Regions from separate parts of the Homo sapiens genome. Here region 1 is linked to region 2. Evidence: chromatin loops called from intact Hi-C (ENCODE). Cell type or tissue: PC-3. All regions are shown on one strand. Links, peaks and the distances in the headings refer to the core of each region. The heading gives the core; the rest is flanking DNA.

What was found. Hi-C counts contacts between places; a loop is a spot of excess contacts. Peaks named below come from ENCODE experiments on the same cell type or tissue, not always from the same donor. Only the 100,000 strongest peaks of a DNase experiment are listed, where the experiment ranks them.
Region 1: it touches region 2 in a loop (3-fold over the local background); 8 of 110 quality-filtered maps call a loop at or near these places.

The regions. Positions count from the first base shown.
Region 1 is chr4:145,597,588-145,608,470 of GRCh38, reverse strand. LINC02491 (long intergenic non-protein coding RNA 2491) reads right to left here and starts at 9,439. Exons shown (of 2, transcript NR_183954.1): 1 at 9,167-9,439; 2 at 7,610-8,075. In PC-3, for the core only: no CTCF peak of the experiment used is centred there; no DNase peak of the experiment used is centred there.
Region 2 is chr4:145,498,389-145,509,271 of GRCh38, reverse strand. All of the region lies in intron 1 of SMAD1 (SMAD family member 1), which reads right to left. SMAD1-AS2 (SMAD1 antisense RNA 2) reads left to right here and starts at 6,292. Exons shown (of 2, transcript NR_108077.1): 1 at 6,292-6,396. RefSeq lists a silencer at 1,398-1,598. In PC-3, for the core only: no CTCF peak of the experiment used is centred there; no DNase peak of the experiment used is centred there.

The DNA.
Region 1 (10,883 bases), core at 1,785-9,784, 99 kb before region 2:
CTTCCCCTTCCACATACACCAAAAAACCCCACGGTCATCATGTTGCTTACTGGAGAAAGAAGACATAGAAAGACCATTCTGGCGTAGTTTATATGTATTCAATGTTGAAAGGGAAGTAGGGGATTAAAATCTGACAGTGAGAAAAAACAATCTTGTTATAGACACTAATCACATGCTTTGCCAAGTATTGTTAGTTAATGAAAATATTAAATATTCTGAAGTAATATAAGGGAAAATATCTTTATGTGTAGATAACAACTTGCTTAGACATGTTACCCCTAAGAAAGATTCTCATTTTATAACTGTGTCATTTGAATTAATGACCTGACAAATCAAGTAGTCAAAAAAATTCCAAGATTATAATTTAAAAGATTAATATCTATCTACCTATTTATGTTCATGTATATCTTGAATGTTAGACCCTAAATATGATTATTTCTTTTTGACAAAGATCTGTAGAATATATGCTAAAATTGATAACATTAGGCCATTAAAAACTCAGTATTTAGAAAATAATCTAAAACTTAGATCACATTCTCTAAAAGTAATAAAATACAATAAAAATGAATAACAAATGATTAAACAAGGGGAAAAAAGCAATCATTTAGAAATTTGGGAAGGAGATTATCCCAAATAAGTTATATGACAAAAAGGAAATAAAAACAATAATTATTGCTCCTTTAGAAAAGAAGTATATAAAATTACAAAACAAATGGGATGCATGTGAAGATGAACTCAAACAAAATATATTATTTAAGGAAAAGGAAATTAGAAAAATAAAGACAAAAATTAAAGAATTATTAAATAAAAGCCATTACAGTTATAAGTATACCAAAAGTTGTGTCTTTGAAGGAAAAAATAATACAAAAATGCCCTGAAGACAGAGGGCGGTGACTCATGCCTGTAATCCCAGCACTTTGGGAAGCTGAAGTGGGAAGTTGCTTGAGCCGAGGAGTTAGAGATCAGCCTAGGCAAAATAGTGAGACCCTGTCTCTACAAAAAGAATAAAAATAAATTAGCCAGGTATGATGGCATGCACCTGTGGTCCCCCAGCTACTTGGGAGGCTGAGGTGGGAGGATTGCTTGGGCCTGGGAGGATGAGGCTGCAGTGAGCCATGATTGTGCCACTGCACTCCAGCCTGGATGACAGAGTGAGACCCTGTCTCAAAAAAAGATAAATGCCCTGGAGATTTCTAATTAAGAAACACACACACGCAGAGACACAGACCCACAAACACACACACACCACAAATACACACACACACACACACACACCACAAATACCTAATACATTAGGAATGAAAAGGGGGATAGAAACACTTGGATATGCTTTTATAATTACAAAAGAAGATTTCCACTTCCAGCTGTATGGCAGGCTGGGTTATTCAGACCAACATTCCCGGCTGAAGGAAAGAATAACTTAAAATGCTGTATAGCACATGAAAAGTGAATCCTTTTAAGCAATAAAGATATGATAAGGTAGTAAGACATTTCCAGGGCAAAACCTAAAAAGAGGAAAGACCCAAGGTAGGAGCACAGCATTGAAACTGCTTTTGCCCTAAAAGCATTTGCTAAACCAAGCGAATTTGGTTTCAGTGGCCTTGTAGAGCACGGAAAACAGAACTCAAAGCCTAGTGTGTACTTGAGATGAACAATGTGAAGATCTAAAAGGAGGCCCTTCTGCCATAAAGCCAAGATACCAAAACGATATTCCCTCAGGAAAAAAGATAAACCAGAAATGAACCTGCTCCACCTCTGCCAGGAAGGTTAACTTGGCTCTAAGCAGAGCAGGGCTGGAAAATAACCACCCCTGAAAAGTTGTGAGCATATGAATGCATCAGGCTTTTTCACACAGTATTTACAACACCAAGGTAGTCCAAAAAACTTTAAACCATAATTTTAAGTTGTTTCCAAACTGATGGTGTTTCTATGCACTAGTCAGAGGCAAAGGCATCTTGACTTTAGGCCTCTAAGACAACTCAAAAATAATTTTCCAAGGAAAAACAAAAAGCAACTCACAGACAAACGTAACCAAGAACCACAAGGAAATAAGTCACTATGCACAAGACCCAGCAAAAAACAACAAAGAGCAGAAACAAATATACAATTAATTTAGATATTGTAATATTCCAGTTACAGGAAATAAAATGACTATGCTTTGAAAATGAAAAACCAAGTATTTTCAGGGAATAGGAAACTATTTTTTTAAAAACCTAGCATATTTAAAAGAGAACTAAGCAAACTTCTAGAAATAAAAAATATAACAATTGAAATATAAAACTCAATGGATAGAATTAACAACACACAAGAAGAAGTTGAAAAGAGAATTAGTGAATTTGAAGATTGGTAAGAACTATTCAGAATACAGAGACAAAAAGAAGTAGGAAGTATAAACCAGAGTTTATGTAACACAGAGCTTAGAGCTTCTTCATTTAAGAGTTTCTTAGGTTAAGAAGATCTATTATACATCTGATAAGAGTTCCAGTTGAAGAGAAAGAAAGATATGGAACAGAGATAATAGCTGAGAATTTTCCAGGACTAATGAAAGAAACCAAAAATAAATATACATCTTGACACATACTGAATTGCAGAAAAGCAAGGACTTAACACTTAAAAAGAAGCCGTAGGAAAAGAGAAGACTGATTATTTTCAAAGGAACCTCACTTAGACCAACAATAAACACTGGAAGCCAGGAGCTGGTGAAATATCTTTAATATGTTGAAAGAAAATAACTGCCATTTAAAATCTTATATTCAATAAAATCGTTTTTTAAGAATGAGGGTAGAGACATTTTCAGACCAAAAACAAACAAACAAACAAACAAAAAAACAACAAAAAAAGAGAGTTTACCAGCAGTGCAAAACTCAAAGAAGAAATGATAAAAGATGTAATTTGAACTGAAGAAAAGTGATTTGAAAGGGAGGGTCTGATATGTAATAGGAAATAAAGGGTAAAGGCTGAGGCAGGCAGGATCACTTGAGGTCAGGAGTTCAAGACCAGCCTGGCCAGGATAGTGAAACCTTGTCTCTACTAATAATACAAAACTTAGGGCCAGGCGCAGTGGCTCACACCTGTAATCCCAGAACTTTGGGAGGCCGAGGTGGACGGATCACGAGGTCAGGAGATCGAGACCACAGTGAAACCCCGTTTCTACTAAAAATACAAAAAATTAGCCGGGCACGGTGGCAGGCGTCTGTAGTCCCAGCTACTCAGGAGGCTGAGGCAGGAGAATGGCGTGAACCTGGGAGGTGGCACTTGCAGTGAGCTGAGATTGCACCACTGCACTCCAGCCTGGGCAACAGAGCCAGATTCCATCTCAAAAACAAAAACAAAAACAAAAAAATAACAAACTTAGCCAGGCGTGGTGGCACATGCCTGTAATCCCAGCTACTTGGGAGACTGAGGCAGGAGAATCGCTTGAACCTGGGAGGCGGAGGTTGCAGTGAGCCAAGATTGCGCCATTGCACTCCAGCCTGAGTGACAAGAGCGAAACTCCATCTCAAAAAAAAAAAAAAAAAAAGAATGCTTGATTCAGAATACCAACCACAAAAAATTATGAGAAAGATGGTGTCCTAAATAAATGGAGAAAGGAAGCATTATTTCATTAATAGTCTAGGGAAAATTGGTTGATTAGGTGAGGAAATGACAGCAAAGGCATGACATGAAGCTGGGATTGTGACAGAGGCATCTCTTTTCAGGTGCCTTGGTAGAAAATAGGAAAGACAGAAGATTTGAGGGTTTTCTGCTTGCATTATCAAATCTAGTAATGTGTGATTCCTAGATCTACATCTATCTTTATTTATTTAGATGCTGGAGGAAATGCACAACATGTTAGCAGTGTCTGTCTCCCACTTTCATATTTTAGTTAAATATGCAAAGAGGACTTTTAATTGTTATGAAAAAAACTAACATTTAAAAATGCCCCATGATCTTAATGTGCAAAGTTTAGAAAAGCTAATCATTGTTTTCAGTTGCTTAAGTATGCTCCATTTTACACAAAGCTCCATAAACTGAATACTATAAATTTCCAAAATAATTACCAAAATCTAAGTTAATGTCTCTAAACACATGATCTTAACAATAGTATATGCAATATAGCTAACGTGACCACATCATTTTACAGTCTGCCTATTTTTCTTCTTTTTGCTGCGTTTTTTCTACAAATGTTCAAGCTTTCTTTCCTCTCATTCAGGAGAAAAATAACTAAAGGTAGTGGTGTAAAAGCAAGCAACAGCTCTTCCCTAGGATGAGACAAAAAGAAATACAATGTATTTTTAAAATGATATTTGGTAATGGACTTTAATTTCAAAGTAGAAGGAAAGAATTTTTTTAAAAAAAGATTATATTAAAAGCATGAGCAGTTGCCCTGAAGCGTAATTCAATATTTATCAAATTCTTTGTGTATTTTTGCTGAACTGGAAATGAGTAGATTTGGTCTCAGATGAGTAATATTCAACTGTCTATGATAAATAGTCTTCTTTACACCAAATTCAAATGTGCTTATTTTGTTTCTTTTCAGTTTCATAAGAAAGGGAGACAAGACTGAATGCTGAATGTTTCTTTTTGATCTTATGCACTATTTCAGCTGACAGAATAAAAGAAATGTCTGTTTACTTAATTTATTAATTTATTTGAAAAAAAAAAAACCCTGTTGGCTGCGTTAGCCTGTCTTCTTCCTTAGAGAACAGCAACTGCATTTATAAAAGGATAAAAAATTGTGGGTTCAATTGCTCCAACATTTTCTAGCCTATTTTGATAGCACTTGGGAATATCAGCCAATCTTTTAAAGATGGTTTTTTTATGAAGCCTTGAAATAACCATTCCTGTCTGACATTTTAAATCATTATTGTCTTTCTAGGGATAGTTGATGAAATATCTCAAAAATATCTCCTGATAATTGATTAATTCAAATTGCTGATTGGAAAAAAAAAAAAACTAACCCTAAAGCCAGTAGTCTCAAGGGGAAAGCTGCCTGGCCAGCCCAATACAGGCCCTGGGGGCACTACTTGGGGATGATGGCCCCGCACTCAATCCAGAGCCAGTCCCTGGCCTAGCAGGCTCAAAGCTTAATTTATAGTCTCCTCAGGTAAAGATTCATGGAGATACTTTCCCAAACACTAATACATGTGACCAAAATGCCAACAGCATATCCAGTTCTTATTAATAATTCTCTCCACAGGCAAATTTCTATTTGAGGCCAAATTTCAATCAGAAGAGGAGTAAGGTGATAGTAATGGCTAGTGTCAACAATCTGTAATACCTACTACACCAGCTCCATGTGAGCATTTATATTCTACATTGCTAATCACTACTTCTGATTGATATATGCCCTTTTAAAAAACAGATTATTAAATATTCAGTCTGGCTACAGTCAAGGGTTGTTGGGCACGAGTGTATTTCTTATCCCCATGGTGAACTTCATAAACTTTTTAAGTAGTTTACTCCAGAGTTTAGTTATATTTTTCTCTTTCCATATTCTGAAGAGGAACATCTCACCTCTAGAACAAAAACTACATAAGCACAGAAAACTTGTCTGTCTTACTCACCCTGTGCCCTATCTGCACCGCCCTGCCCCCAAGTCTAGAAAAATGTCTTAATATTGTAAGCACTAAAAAAAAGTAAATGAATGATAGAAAAAGCATCTTTTATTTGCAGGCATTCCTATACTACACAAATGTTATTAGAAAAATGGCATATACTAAGTACCTGTATTTAGTACTTGTGGATTATTCCTCCGACGGAGGAGCTCAAAGGAAAGAGCTCACACAGTGCTTGCCTTTGACCCAACAATTTAAATTAGACACCCTTCTTCACTTTATTATTCTCTCTTAACTTTCTTTTCCTTCAGCACTTACTACAGTTGGTAGTTTGCAGTTTATTCATGCTTATTTATTTAAGATCTGAATCATGCTCTGGGAAGGCAGGGACTATGTCTATTTTATATGCAGCTCATGTCTATAGGCTGCCTTTAATGGTATAGGCTCCATGATATTCATAAAAATTGCCTTGAGTATTTTTTTTAAGACAGAGTTTTGCTATGTCACTCAGTCTGGAGGGCAGTGGCTATTCATAGTCACAATCACAGCTCGCTGCAGCCTTGAACTCCTGGGCTCAACTGATCCTCCTGCTTCAATCTCCGGAGTAGTGGGGACATGTTATGCAATTGGTTCACACAGTACTTACATGCCTTGAGTTTTATGAGCCAGATCTATCTTGCAGTCACAGGAAGAAAAAAATAACTTGATGGCTTTAAATAATGAGCTATTTTGGAGGACAGGCAGCCATCCCAATACCCCAAAATCATACCATATGGGGAAATGCTGATCCCAGGTAGACTATGGGTCATTGGTGTTTCCCAGGCTAGCTATAGGAGGAAACAGCAAGGAAACGATTTAGTTCATGTTTATTCTGTAAACTTGAGAGTTAAGATTAACTTATTATGTTTTATAGAAAGCTAGTCACATGCTTAATAATCACTGTGCTTCTTCCTAAAAGTTGCTCATTTCAGCTAATAGTTAATGGTGCACTTTGCCTTGACTATTGGATTTTGCACATTTAAATGTCATTTACATCTGTCAGCTTTAGACTTTTTATTGTGTCATGATAGCCAATTCACAGAAATAAATCAGTTATTTAAAAGTAAAGTATAAAAGTAGTGACGAAAATTGTAATATAAATAGAACAACACTGTAAATGTAAACAGGGAACAGGAATTCAATGCAAATATCAAATATGAAGCTGTATTTGCTAAAACAAGTGAATCTTGATGAATATGTGAAAATTGGATTTTATCAGACCAGCAATCAATTTGCCTCTAGTTTCTATTGCATTGTCTGTTACAAAACTTTGTTAAAGAATGGCAAGAAGCCACAGGAGCTTTTGCATTGCTTTCATAGTTCCGTGACCTTTCTGATAAACCAATTGAATTTTTCCTGAACAAGCACAAAATAATGCTTTCTAATATGAAATTGATAAATTTTGTCATTTAAAGATGGAGAAGAGACTAAAACTAAATAAACATTATTCAAAGTTACACATCAAAAAAAGAAATATAGAAGTCACATTATCACTAAGAAATTTCTGAAACCAGCTCTAAGGTTAATGATCATTACCATGCTCAGGAAGAAACTTTAATTAGCTACTGGCAATTTCATAATCCAAGTGAACTACTGTACATCATATAATATTAATGGCATACAGCACAGAAGAACAATGTCTTATCAGGAGTACATGCTAGCAGATACTTGGCTTACATTTGGAAAGAATCAGGTGTGCAGAGTATCAATCAGCGCTTGACAGAAATATGCAGAAATATATGAAAGAAAAGTGCTCAATGACTTATTGGCTAGTTTATGGCTCCAACCCCATGCTAGGGGAGGTTTTCCATGTGGTTAACAATTATTCTGTGAACTATGATTTAGGCTAGAAAGACATGAACAGCAGTATGTGCTCAACAAGAAAATATTTACATGGATAAAGATGAATGTCCTTTATGCATTGCTTTGTCCCCAGAAAATAGTTGGTGAAGTAGTTAATACATTCAAACTGTGGCCCCAAGTGTTTATCTTTTAAGCATGCTTTGTGAAGAAATTGGCAGCAAGCATAAGTCTCCTTTTCTACACAGAAGTAAACTATTTATTGAGGTGAAAATTTTTACACAAATTTTTGAAACCAGGGTTGAGATAAAAGCATTTCTTTTCTTCATGACACCAGTAATGCCATTTTTTTAAAAGTAGTTTTTTCAAGTGGCATATCTCAATGGTATATTCTACCTTTTAGTAGCCTTATGTCAAAGTGTAAATTTAGTCATTTTAAATATCGTGTCTGTCAGAGTTTCTTAAGAAAACTAAACTATGGTATAAATATCCTAATCAACAAGTTCCATTTTAACACTTGATTGTCTCACTCATCATATAGATCAATGACATTACAGGACATATTTATACATCATAGTAAAAAGACAATATAAATAAAAACAAACAAATTCAAATGCTGTTCACAAATCTTCAGAAACACCTTCCAGAGCCAGATGGAATCAAAGTGGAGCAGGACTGCATTCATCATCAACTCTGAGGCTATAACAGAGGACATTCCAGTTATTAAGTGTGATGTTTTCCCCTCTAGTACCTGACTTACTGCTGAGAAAGAAATACTATGCTTTCTGGGTACATGTTTAAATGATATATTTAGAATGATCAGACAGAGGTCCTGAACAATTCTACCAATCCCGATGACCAATAATTATGATTAGGGCTATTTCAGCAGAAATAGAGTCAGGAAAGAAATGGACTGCATTGGGCTCTTTATCTTGGAAAAAAGTTACAGAAAACATCATCCCTTTCACTGATATGAAACAGTCATTATTAAGTGAAAAATATTATGTTTTGGATGAACCTTGAGGATAATTATGTTAAGTGAAAAGAGCCAGACATAAAGTGACAAATATTGTATGATTCAACTTATATCAGATACCTAGAATAGCCAAATTCACACAGACAGAAACTAATATAAAGGCTACTAAGGGCTAGGGGGAGATCAGAATGGAGAGTTAATGTTTAATGTGTGCATAATTTCTATATGGAGTAATGAAAAAGTTATGGAAATGGATGGTGGTGATGGCTGCATAATATGAATGTATATAGTGCCACTGAATTGTATACTTTAAAATGGTCAAAATGGCAAATTTTGTTACAGTTTGCCACATTAAAGTAATTGTTTTATTACGATTTTTAAATTGTGATTAAAATGTACTTAAAGCCAGGCGTGGTTGTGTGCACCTGTATTCCCAGCTACTCCGGAGTCTGAGGTGAGAAGGTCGCTTGAGCCCAGGAGTTAAAGTCCAGCCTGGGCAACATAGTGAGACCCTATCTCTTAAAAAAAAGTACCCCAAATTGTTAGCCTTGTGGGTACCAAACACCCAGTTACTGATCTGTTAATGCTGGAATCCAGCTCTGGAAATTCTCATTAGGACTTTTGAAGCATCATTTCTACCAACTGGAGGAAGTGAGAGTGGATTGGAAAAGACCAGGAAGAGGGCTAACCCTGAGAAATTAGGGCTAGGAGGTGAAAATTGAAACTCCTTGTAGTTTGTTGTGGGGTGTCCACTTTCCTCTTACCTGCAGAGACAGAAGCCAAAAAGAAATGTAATGTAGGGTTTTCTTCTTACCAAGGAAAATTCTGTGGTAGGCAGCAGAAGCACATTTGTTGCTGTTTGATAGTTCTGTACTTATTTTGCACTTTTACTCATTCGGTATGTTAAAAAGAAAGCATTTGGCTGTAGAATCCCTTCTTTAGGCAAAGTCATCAAAATAAGAAGCCTTTGGAACTTCAATGAAAGACAGAAATTCTTCTCAGACTGAAGACGGCACTATGGTTTAAGTGTGTCCCCCAAAGTTCATGTGCTGTAAACTAAATCCCCAATGTGACAGTGTTGGAAGGTGGGGCTTAATAAGAGGTGGTTAGGTCACAAGGGCTCCGCCTTCATGAATGGATTGTTGTTGCTAATGTGGGAGTGGGTCAGTTACCATGAGACTGGGCTTGTTATAAAAGTGAGTTCAGGCCTCTCTTGATCTTGCTTTCTCTGGAGCATCCTTTCTTGACCTTCCACCTTCCTTTTCCACCTTCCACTATGAAATGATGCAACAGGAAGGCTCTCCTTAGATGCTAGCACTTTGATATTGGACTTTTAAACCTCCAAGACTGTAAGAAGGAATTATTTTTCTTTATAAATTACATAGTGTGTGGTGATCTGTTATAACAACACAAAATGAACGAAGATGGCATTTCCTAAAGTGGGGACCATGAAATATTAATGGGTGTTCCATGAAAAAAATAGATCTGTGGTCAAATAAGTACAGTTGACCCTTGAACAACCTAAAAGTCAGGGGCACCAACTCCATACAGGCAAAAATCTTCATGCAACTTTTGACTCCCCCAAAACTTCACAAAGAATACCCATATTGTTGGAGGGTCAACAACTGAAATTGCTGTAGAGGTTTCTCTACTGCAGAACATTCCATAGTGCCTTTTGAATTTACAAAAGATTTAGAGTCCTTTTTAAAATGTTGCCAACATGGCTATAGGTCTTAAAAATCAACCCTGTTTATGCTTTTCACAGAGAATTTTGTGAATGTGTGTTTTCAGGAACACACTTTGAGAAAGGTTGGCCTCAAGGAATTTATTGTTATTTATTTGCTTCTCATGCATGCTTCTGTGATCACTGCAAATATCAGTGGCTCAGTTGCTGACAAGTGATCATAACACTTTTTGTTATACAGTATGTTTAATATTTATTTTTCTTATTAAAAAGACAATGCAACCTTGTTGAAGAAAAACTAGGAAAAAGGTCAGCAAGAAGAGTAACATAAGATACCCATGACCCCACTGTCTAGGGGTAATCACTGTTAACAGCTTCTGCGTATCAACTCAGCTCTCTTCTTTTTAATAAATATATATACACTTATCCACTACAGTGGCACCATTCACTACAAATTGGTTTTTCACCTGATTTTTAAATTATCAGTCTACTACAAAGTTCTTCCCATGTCAGTAAATATTTGTCCTCAATATGGTTTTCAATGATAAAAATATTTTATATGTGTAACTATATATGTAGAATGTTAAAATGCAGGTCTGAACTATCAGCACAAATGTTGTAGGTTTAGGAAATTCATACATGCTTTCATTCATTTTTTTTTCTTCTGTGTTACATTTTAATGCAATTTTTAAGAAAGGATTTAGCCCTTCCTTAATCCCTTCACAGCTGCATTTTGACTAACATAGCCACAGCTGATCAAGGCTGTGTGTATTGTTAACACATTTGCCTATAAGGTAATGTTGACATGAACACTTGAAAATGACTGTCCTTTTCTAAGACACTTATT
Region 2 (10,883 bases), core at 1,875-9,874:
TCCATTGGGAAAGCCAGTGTGTAAACAACTAACTCCCATAAAGCAAATTGCTAACCTGCATGCTAATTCTAAAGGACTTTGCTGAGATGTTTTATTAGGTGACCTTCCAGGGACTCAGTCAGAAGAAATAATACGATTATACCATTGCCCATGGGCACAAGAATAACCGAAGAAGAGGCCCATGTGCTGTGCATTTACCTACTATTAACTTACTCTAATATCATGTGATAAAGGCTATAAAACAAGTATCAACAACACTCTGGTCTGAATATTTGTATCCCCTCCCTAAATTCACATGTTGAAATCCTAACCCCAAAGGTGACAGAATTAGAAGGTGAGTCCTTTGGGAGGTGATTAGGTCATGAGGACGGAGCTCCCATAAATGGAATTAGTGCCCTCATAAAAGAGATCCCAGAGAGATCTCTCCTCCCTTCCACCATATGAGGTTACAGAGAGAAGAGGCCATCCAGGTACCTTGATCTTGGATTTCCCAGTTACTGTAACTTTGAGAAATAAATTTCTGTTGTTTATAAGCCACTCAGTCTATATGGTATTTTGTTATAGCGGCCTACAAACTAAGACAATAATATATAAAAACGGAAAAGGAAAGAACAATTCCAGAGATTTCAGAACATTTTTTTCCAAGAGAAAACATCAGACTTAAAGGATAAGTAGAATTTTGCAAAACAATAGAGCAAACATTTTGTGTGTTCATTACTTGACAAACACTGTTCACTGCTGTTTATCTATTAACCAGTTTAATCTTAGCAACAATACCTTAGTATTTACTGTGAAGTAAATACTATCATTTTCTTTATTTTACATGTAAGGAAAATAAAATATAGAATAGTTGAGTATCTTGTCCAAAGTTATGTAGACAGCTATAAGTGGCAGAACCTGGATCTGAACCCATTTTGCCTGGCTCTAGAGCCAGAATTTTTAAACCACTTTTCCAAATGGCTTGTTCCAACAGACACATGATAGAAATGCTAGGGTTTAATCCGCTGGAGATGATGATACAAGCTGATATGAAGGAAGGGGCAAGACTGAAGAATCTTATCATATGGACAAGTGGAAGGTTTTAAATCTGAGAATTAGCATTATTAGATCTACATTTTAGAAAGACAACTAAGGTAATATCTTCAATACAGAAAGATTTCTTCATACTGGGAGCAAAAAAAAAAAAAAAAATCTAAACCAAGGGCATCCAAACATTATAGAAGCCAGTTAGGTGGTAAATGTCTTGAGGCCACTCACGAAAATTAAAGTGAAAGATCACAGCACTTTGCATATAAACATGCCCAGACAAAACAAAATGCAGGCTGATGACTAATTTTTACCTGAGTTAAGCATTTTTTAATATACAAGTCAAACAGGTAACCTACCTCATATAAGGAACTCAAATGAGTCCATGATACTATGGCCTTGGCAAGACAACTACTTTTTTTCTGCCCCTTTTTGTACTTCCTGCCTTAGTTTATGTCAAAAGCTAAGTGGCCTTATCAGTTTAAAGTGCAAAATAAAAACATGAGTCAGCAAACAGAGATTTCCTTCCCTCTTGTCCAAATATAAACATTTCACACTAACAAAAAAGTATTCATCTAGTAAAAAAAAAAAAACCCAGCAGCCTTAAAAATATTGAGATCTTTATTCCAGCAACTTTATCTTCAGAAATTTACTCTAAGGAAATATTCTGAACCAGAAAGGGAAAATTGTTTTTGCACAAAGATTTTCATCAGAGCATTATTTATAATAGGGAAAAAAAGAGAAACATCTAATAATTGAAAAATACCTAAGTAAACTGCATACATCCACTCAATGGAATATTATACAGACCTTAAAAATTATGTTCATAAAGACTACGTAATAATTTGGGGAAAACTGTACGCAGAACATAAAATGGTTGGTTATATGTACCATGAACAACTATGTAAATATATGAAAATATTAACCATGACTGGGTTTGGAAGATTAGTAATGTGTCTCTCTCCTCCTTTTCTAAACTTTTCAAACGTTCTTTAATGAAAAAATGTAACTTCTGATTTTTTATAAAAAGGTTTTCGAAGCAAATATTTGCTAATTACAAAAAAAAAAAACCCACAAAAATCAATTCATTATCTCAAGCCACATCTATACTCTACTTAGAAATCAGGTTGGATTTATAGTGTGATCTGGTTTGAGAAGCAAAAAAAATATAATGTAGTTTAAAGCAGTGTTCTGAACTCAGAACGTTTTCCTAAGGAGTCTCACCCATGGGAAGGATTTCTATCAGAACTGCCAGAAGTGAAATTAGAAAAATACTCTTATACTACTCGACACGGCTAATTAATTTTCCAACTTATGTGTTATTCCTTAATATTAAAAGAAAAAAATGTTAAAATACTCTTAACTGCTATGTAACTTGCTTTATATTTAAAGGAAGCCTAATCAGCCAATTGCAGAACAAATGGGCATTTTCTTCACCTTGGCCTCATCTAGTAAAGCAACAAGTAAATTATCCAACTCCTGTGAATATCAACAAAATACACTCTCTTCCATTTAATATGTTACAGATCCCAAATTCCCACAGAAAGTTTTTTTTTAATTACCCTAATTTGTATATGAAGATATAATTGTTTTTTAAAGGAAGGAGTAACCACCAAATGTTACAACCCCCTTTAATAAAAAGATTAGGAGACAAATAATGTTCAACCACTCTCTGTATCAGCTTCAGACTAGAGGCTGTTTTATAATTCTTGCACCAGTATGGAATTCAGCAGACAAAATAAATGCTCCCATTAAATATTGAGGGAATAATTGTATTATTCAATAAAATAAACAAAAAATACAGGCTACAAAAAGTGACTGGGGGAAAAAAATCCAAAAACTCTCCGTACTTTAAGAAAGGCAAATAACAGAAGATAAATGGTCTATTGTCAAATGAAGCAGGCAACTCTTTTCTCCCCCTACTTCTTGTTCTTTGGTTCATTACACTTTCTTAACTAATAGTAAAAAATCATGGCACAAAGATCAAAAGAATTAAGGAACTAAAAGTACAGGGTATTGATTAACTTCACTTTGAAAATGTTTAACAGCTGGATACTTTTTTTTTCTTTTTTTTAAAGACAACTTTATAAAAATTCTGTTTGATCGGCCAGGCTTGGTGGCTCACACCTGTAATCCCAGCACTTTGGGAGACCGAGGAGGGGGGATCACCAGTCAAGAGTTCAAGATCAGCCTGGCCAACATGGTGAAACCCTGTATCTACTAAAAATACAAAAATAAGCCGGGCATAGTGGTGTACACCTTTAGACCCAGCTACTTGGGAGGCTGAGGCAAGAGAATCACTTGAACAGGGAGGTGGAGGTTGCAGTAAGCCAAGATTGTGCCATTGCACTCCAGCCTGGGTGACAGATTGAGACTCCGCCTCAAAAAAAAAAAAATTGTTTGACCTTTTTTTTCCTTTTTGGAAACAAATATTTCTAAGTAACAAAACCACCTAAGTGCGTATTTCCAGACTTACATCGCCAGATATATTCTTAAACAGATAGACTGGTCTTGTGAATACACAGAAAAAGTAAGACTTGAGCTTCCAGAGTAGACCTATGGTGGGCTTCAGAGTGATTATAAGCAAACTGCATGAATTTTGTAGTTCAGCATTTTTTTTTTTTTTTTTGACAGAGTCTTGCTCTGTCGCCCAGGCTGCAGTGCAGTGGCGCGATCTCGGCTCACTGCAGCCTCCACCTCCTGGGTTCACACCATTCTCCTGCCTCAGCCTCCGGAGCAGCTAGGACTACAGGTGCCCACCACCACGCCCAGCTAATTTTTTATATTATTTTCCAGTATTTTTAATATATGAAACTATTTCACAATACACCTCATTAGATGCCATGGAGATGCAAGATATCTCAGAGACATGTTGTAGAAAGTGATCAATATTAACTGGCAATATTAATTAGTATTACAGAAATGTATGTGTCATCTATCCTAACATCCAATTTTGGATAGGATTCAAGGCCTGGTGAGATCAACTCTTGCCTTGTTTGAGATGCTTAAATTAAAACATCAAAAAAGGTCAAAGGGGAACATGCCAGGGGACTTGTAATGTAATTCTCATTACTATAAAACAAACTACTTTTTTCTAACCTGCTCCATTTCACTTAGGTACTCAAGTCAACTGTATAGTCCAAACAAAGATGGAATTGTCCAAATAGATCATGATTTCAAAGGATAATAAAGACACCTGAAAAATTCCTGACACTTATAGAAACCACAGACTCACAGAAGATTATACACTAAAGACGTAGGGTTAAAAATGCATAAAAACACAAAGGTTGGAAAAACCATATTATTTCAGCAATTTAAGGCCAATAAATATTTTAAAACAATAAAGAGCAATCCATCATTGCTTGCATCTTTCAAGCCATCTTGTAAGCAAAGAATTGCAATGAGATTTATTGGTAAAATATGAAAAATTCACAAAATGGAAAGGGGATCATAATCATTTGCCCTAAATAAAATCAGGCTGAATTAATCAGAAGTCCAGAAGAACTGGGAACTTACAAACTTTTGATAAAGCTGAAATAACTATTACTTAAATGTGGAACAGCAGACAACCCACATGAGACAATGGCCCAGCAAGAGGGCTGAGGCAGAAACTGCCATCCGCTCACATTTCCAAACAGAGAAATAGTACCCCTAAAAAACAGTACCCCTAAAAATGAAGACAGGTGGAGACAGAACTCTAGAACAAGTAGAACACAACGATAAGTAGCAGACAGTAGGAATTGTAAATGGTTCCTAACAAAAAGCATGAAAGATTATTGTACAGCTCCTTAAGGAAAATGATAAATATCTACCCTTAAGGTTAAGGCAGACAGGCAAAAGACAAGTTAAAATTTGCTATACAAGTCCAATGCCATTACAATGAATATAAAAACAGAAATGGATCTAGTTATTTCAGTTCCAGAAAATACCCTAAAGTAGCAATGTTCTTTGATCTGGTTCAACAAATAATGTTCAAATGCTTCTTTAACCCAGTTACTCCAGTTAGGAGCTAACCAGGTTTTCAGATACAGTAAAGTCCTTACGGGTTCTTGGAAACTGTGGCTCTAAGTGAAACGATGTAAAACAAAATTAATTTTAGCATCAGCTAATTTATATAAACAAGAGTTAAGTTCCTTCAGGACATTTCTGGTCACAAAAACATTACCAAACTTCTGAGACCCAAAACACTTCTAAAATTAACACTGAAATAAATGTGAGCCATATATACATTTAAGAAAGATGAACAGAAACAAGATAATTATTTACCCAATTATTCCAATTCAGGGTCGCAGTGGCCCGAGCCGATCCCAGCAGCTTAGGGCACAAGGTGGGAACCACCCCTGGACAGGACACCATTTCATGGCAGGGCGCACTCACACACACACCTACATGCACTGCAATGGGGACAATGTAGACATACTAATTCACCTAACGTGCACACCTTTGGGATATGGGAGGAAACTAGAGTAGCCAGAGAAAACCCAAGCAGACATGGGGAGAATGTGCAAACTCCACACAGACAGTGGCCTAGGCTGGGAATGTTTTTTCTCATCAACGTTATAAGGAAATGGCATTGAATGAAATGAGGTTGTCTGAGGACCTGCTGTATTTGTATTGGAGGAGGAAACAGGTGAAGTGCCTGCATTCCTTTTTCCTGTTTTAAAACAGCAGTTAGCCCTCAACTTTCAACATTTGTCTCAATCTCAAATGAGTCAAATTTAGCTAAATAAAACTCACCACTAAGCAAAATAAGGGAGGAAAAAACCTCTAGAACAGAAAGAAAAATGAAAATGGATAAAACCTTGCTCTTTACTGATGCTAACGTACTTCATAAAGTACAGCGCTTAACTTCATTGCTAAAAAGGCTATAATGAACTCTATTTCGCTTTAGTCCTTAGGGGAAAAATGTATTTAAACCAAATTCCTACACAAGAAAGCCATACGGAGACCCACAGAGAACACAGAACTCTGCTGCTCTCAGTTCACAGCAGCAGGAGAGTCCTACCATCACAAACACCACAAGTAAAGTTCCATCTTACTGAGCCTCTTACTATTCAGCCTTGATCTGGCTACTTCCAAACATGGGACTGATGATGCAGAATAGCTAGTTTGACATTTTTCCCACTGAAAATTTATTTTTGCCGGAGACTGATTTTCTAAATCTGGAGAAATTGGGGGTTGGAGATAGGAGAGAGGTTCAGTTCGTGAAATTCTATTTATAGTGATGCAATAATGCAGGTACTATTGCCTTTAAAGCGCAGACACTGTGCGTTTAAAGCGCAGACACTGACAGCAAGTCTTCCAGTCTCTCCAGTATAACTTAAGTGACATGCCAGCAAGAGATGCAATTTGGTCCCTCAACAGTGTTAAGTGAGTAGAAATCTTAGGAATCAAAAAGAAAAGGAATACCATGTAGACTGAATTCCAGCTTACTACTTACCACTTGTAAGTTCACTGAAGCTGTGAAATTTCAGCCAAACAATTTCAAAAGTAGCATCTCCTTGATGAAAAGGAAGCAAGGAACTTATGGATGTCAGAATGACAAGAGTCTCTAAGGATATAACTGTAGTTTATTTATTTTAGGTGTGCCAAGTGTGCTATTAACGTATCTTCATTATATCAGAAAATTCTTTAAAAAGAGTTCTTTCTGGTTCTGTTCTGCATACACAAATCCTTCCATCCTGACAAATCTAGGCTGCTAATAGAGTACCTGGTTAATTTTTCTTAATCACAGAGATTCCCTATAAAATAGCAGCTGTCACATCTGTTTTGTCTGATTAGATGATTACTTGAATAGTTAAGGCAATTGAAAGTTTTCTTATTGTCCCCAACTTCAACAAACAAAGTTGGCTTTTCTATATCTTCTTGCCATTTCCTCTAAAAGTTGTACAACATTCCTTAATCCCATTGAACCCCCATTCCCAAATTCATGCTTGTAATGGCATACTGTCCTTCAGGACACGGTAGCCTTTCAAGATGTCCAGCTCCCCATAAGCTCATCCTGATAAAGGCCATTCACATTCATGTCAACTCAAACACTGTAAAGACTCCTGGCCTACAAATGCTCACTCCTCAAACACAGGAAAGATTGAAGACCACAGACATTTTAAGATTTAATTTTATTGACTATCCCAGGAGAAAGTCTATGGTAGTTGTCTCAGAAAAAACTATTCTCTTTGAGTCAGTTATCCTAAAATAGCAATTTTAGACTACAAAGAATGCTAAATGTGGTAGATTTCCGTAAGTGGCTAGTTATGAATGATTCGTCAGTAGCTAATAAACGAAATTGTTTGAGTTACCAACTTATACAAGCATTATACTGGTTGTTTTTACAAACATTATTACATTGACTCCTCACACCAATGCTTCAAGGTAGAAATCATTATCTCAATTTTAGTAATAAACTTGAGGCTCAGAGGTTAAAGTAACTTTCTCCAGACCATATTCTGGTAAGTAGTATATCTATATTTTAAACCAGTACTGACTAATACTGAAGTCCCTCAGTCAAGTTTAAAAAAAAAAAAGGTAATCCAAATATCAAATTCACAGATGAAAATGGAATCAACTACAGGAGGAAAAAACTATCCCTTTAAAAAAAAAAAAAGAAACAAAAATCCTGCTGTATTTCATGTTTTGGAACATATTTCTCTCGCTCCACTGATCTCACAGGTGCTGTTTATGACAACAAACATGCACATCTGTAGGGGTGAACTGACAGACACAAAGCAGGACGGCCTGAACTCTCTTCCTATATTTAGATCCTTCAGCTCAGCTCTTAATTGCATAATTTAATCAGGACCCTCTAGAAGGGAAACACATCCATATTCATCACAGGCATCAAAGGAAACATCTTTACAAGTTATATCCTTTTACAAACCAACATATGGTCTCACGCCACTTTCCCAATTGTTGAACTCCTCCTCTGGGAAGAGCATGGAATTTTATTTCTTTTTATCACTTGAAAAAATCACTTCCCTCCTAATTCAGTAAAACTGGGTGGAGGCCACTTCCTCCACAGGTGAGAGAAATAAAACTTGTTGATCTGTCATTGTCAGGAATTTTAAAGTTAACCATTTATTTTACATATTTTGAAAATGGAAACAAAAGGCAGACAAAACCCAGAATGAGAAATTGGGGCACATTCTCCATGCTTTCAAATAAAACCTCTACCTACTTTTTTGTCATTTTAAGATGGTTTCTAAATTAGAAAACAAGTGTCCTTAACTTGAATAGGTTTGAACTGCAGCTGTCCACTTAGTAGCTGTACTTTGAAGAAAACAACTCTGAGCCTCAATTTGCTTTTCCACAAAATTGTGATACCATCACCCAATCCACTGGGTTAGGCAGATTAAATATAAACATGAAAGGCTTACTTCAAAATTATAACATGCTGAAAAACAAAGTGATTAACAAAGCAGGTTCACAAATAAGGCTAATTTTAATATTTTGCATATCCAAAAAAATGAGGTTTACAGTCTAGTTTTTGTCTGTTTAATGAAGTTCTAACTTCATACAAAAAGAGAAAAACTAGTAACCACTACAGTTATTCAATTCACTCAACAAACAGCTATCACATGCCAGGCACTATTCTAAGCACTAGAAACGCAGCACTGAAAGAGACACAAAAAGTTTTTCAAAGTCTGTTTCTGTGCCTTGGTGGGGCCTACATTCTGGTGGTCAGGGAAAGCCTCGTCGTGAATGTGGTATCTGAACAGCCCCCTGAAAGGAATTATCTGGGGAAGGGCATTCCAAGCAGAGAGAAGGGCAATTGCAAAAGCCATTTGAGCCATTTGGCAAGAATGATCCTGAGATGTTCAAGGAATGGCAAGGAGTCCTCACTGAGGCTGGAATGGAGTGAGGGGAGAGAAATGAGAGATGAGGCCAGAGAGGTCACAGGGGAAGGTATGTGCGGGACCCACAGAGACTTCAGAGCTTTTGACCCAAATTGAGATGGAAACACTGGGAGATCTGAGCAGAGGAGAGCCATCATCCAACTTAGAGTTTAATAGAATTACTGTGGCTTGCTGGGTTGAGAACATACTGAAGGACGCAGGGATCGAAGTAGGGAGTGGTGGGTAGGGAGACCAGTTAGGAAGCTATGGCAATTGTTAAGGTACAAGATGATAAAGATTTCAACCAGCGTGGCAGAAGTCGTCAGATTCTGGATATATTCTCAAAGTACAGACATGAACAAATAATACTTTACTGCTTATATAAAGAAAATAATTAACTGTAAGGTTGGAGAATTGTTTAATTTTTAGAAGTATGAAAACCCGTATTATGGGAACTGTAAGACTGAGCGAGATTTTTTTCTTCTTTTTTTATGGAATCTTTCTACCCAGAGATTGAATATCTGAGGTAGGACCAAAGACAAGGCCACTGGAGGAGAAGTAGTCCAAGAATTATGGACTAAATGTCCATAATTCCTGTACAGGAATACAGGTTGAGTATCCCTTATCTGAAATGCTTGGGACCAGATGGTGTTTCAGATTCCAGGTATTTTTGGATGTTGGAATATTCTGAATATATAAAATGAGATATCTTGGGGATGGGACCCAAGTCTAAACATAAAATTAATGTATGTTTCATCTACACCTTATGCACATAGGCTGAAATTTTTCTTTTTTTCTTGAGACATGGTCTTGCTCTGTTGCCCACGCTGGAGTGCAGTGGCATGGCTCACTGCAGCCTAGACCTCCCAGGTTCAAGTGATCCTCCTACCTCAGCCTCCTGAATAGCTGGGACTACGGGCAAGTGCCATCTCGCCTGGCTAATTTTTGGATTTTTATTAGTGACAGGGTTTTGCCACATTGCCCAAGCTGGTCTCAAACTTCTGGGCTAAGTGATCCACCGCTTCAGCCTCCCAAAGGGTTGGGATTACTGGCATGAACCACCATGCCTGGCCAATCTTATAAAATAATTTTAATAATTTTGTGCACAAAAAAGTTTTGACTGTGACCTGTCAGATAAAGTTAGGTGCAGAATTTTCCACTTGTGGTGCCATATCAGTCCTCAAAAAGTTTTGGATCTTGGAGCATTTTGAATTTTCAGATTAGGGTCGCTCAACCTATAGTATAAAGGGAATAACAACCAGGAGTTAAATCTTGTAGGAATTAGAGTGAACGATATGGGCAATGGGGCAGAAAATGACTAACAAGGAAGAGTAATGAGTGGTATAATTTTACATGATAGTCGAAGTTGGGTGTTTTTTATAGAGGATGGTAGAAGAATGGTCTGAAGGTGGCAATAAGAGGTAAAAGGTTTATGGGAAAAACCAGCCACGGCTTGAGAGAGCCACAGGGGAAACAGCTCCCTCAGATGAACACACACAAAGATCTATGTTCAAGTATATTCGTGTTCTAAATAACCCAGGTGCCTAACAATAATGGAATGATTAAATAAATTATGATACATTCGACTATGATGTAACTGTTAATAAAATAAGAAAAAACAGATGGACTTTCATGTACAATACTACCATGAAAAGAAAACCATACCACAACTGTTCAGTAAGAAGTGGTAAAAAGTATCTATAGTATGGTCTCTTTCTAAAAACACAAATAGAAACAAAAACTGTCTATGTATATACATGTGCATTTTTAAAGGCCTAGAAAAAAATAAATGAAACTGAACAAGTAGTTACCTTTAGGAGTGAGCTGGGTACAAGGGAGTGCAGGAGAGCCAACTACTTTTAGTTTTAACCAATTGCTGTTTTCAAATTTAAAACCACAATAACAAAAATAAATAAAAACTGACAGTAGGTAAGAGAGTTATTTCTACATGGCTCTAGAAGACAGCATTATGACCAACAGGTGGCAAGATATATCTTTGTATAAAGGAAAAAAAATAATTGAAAG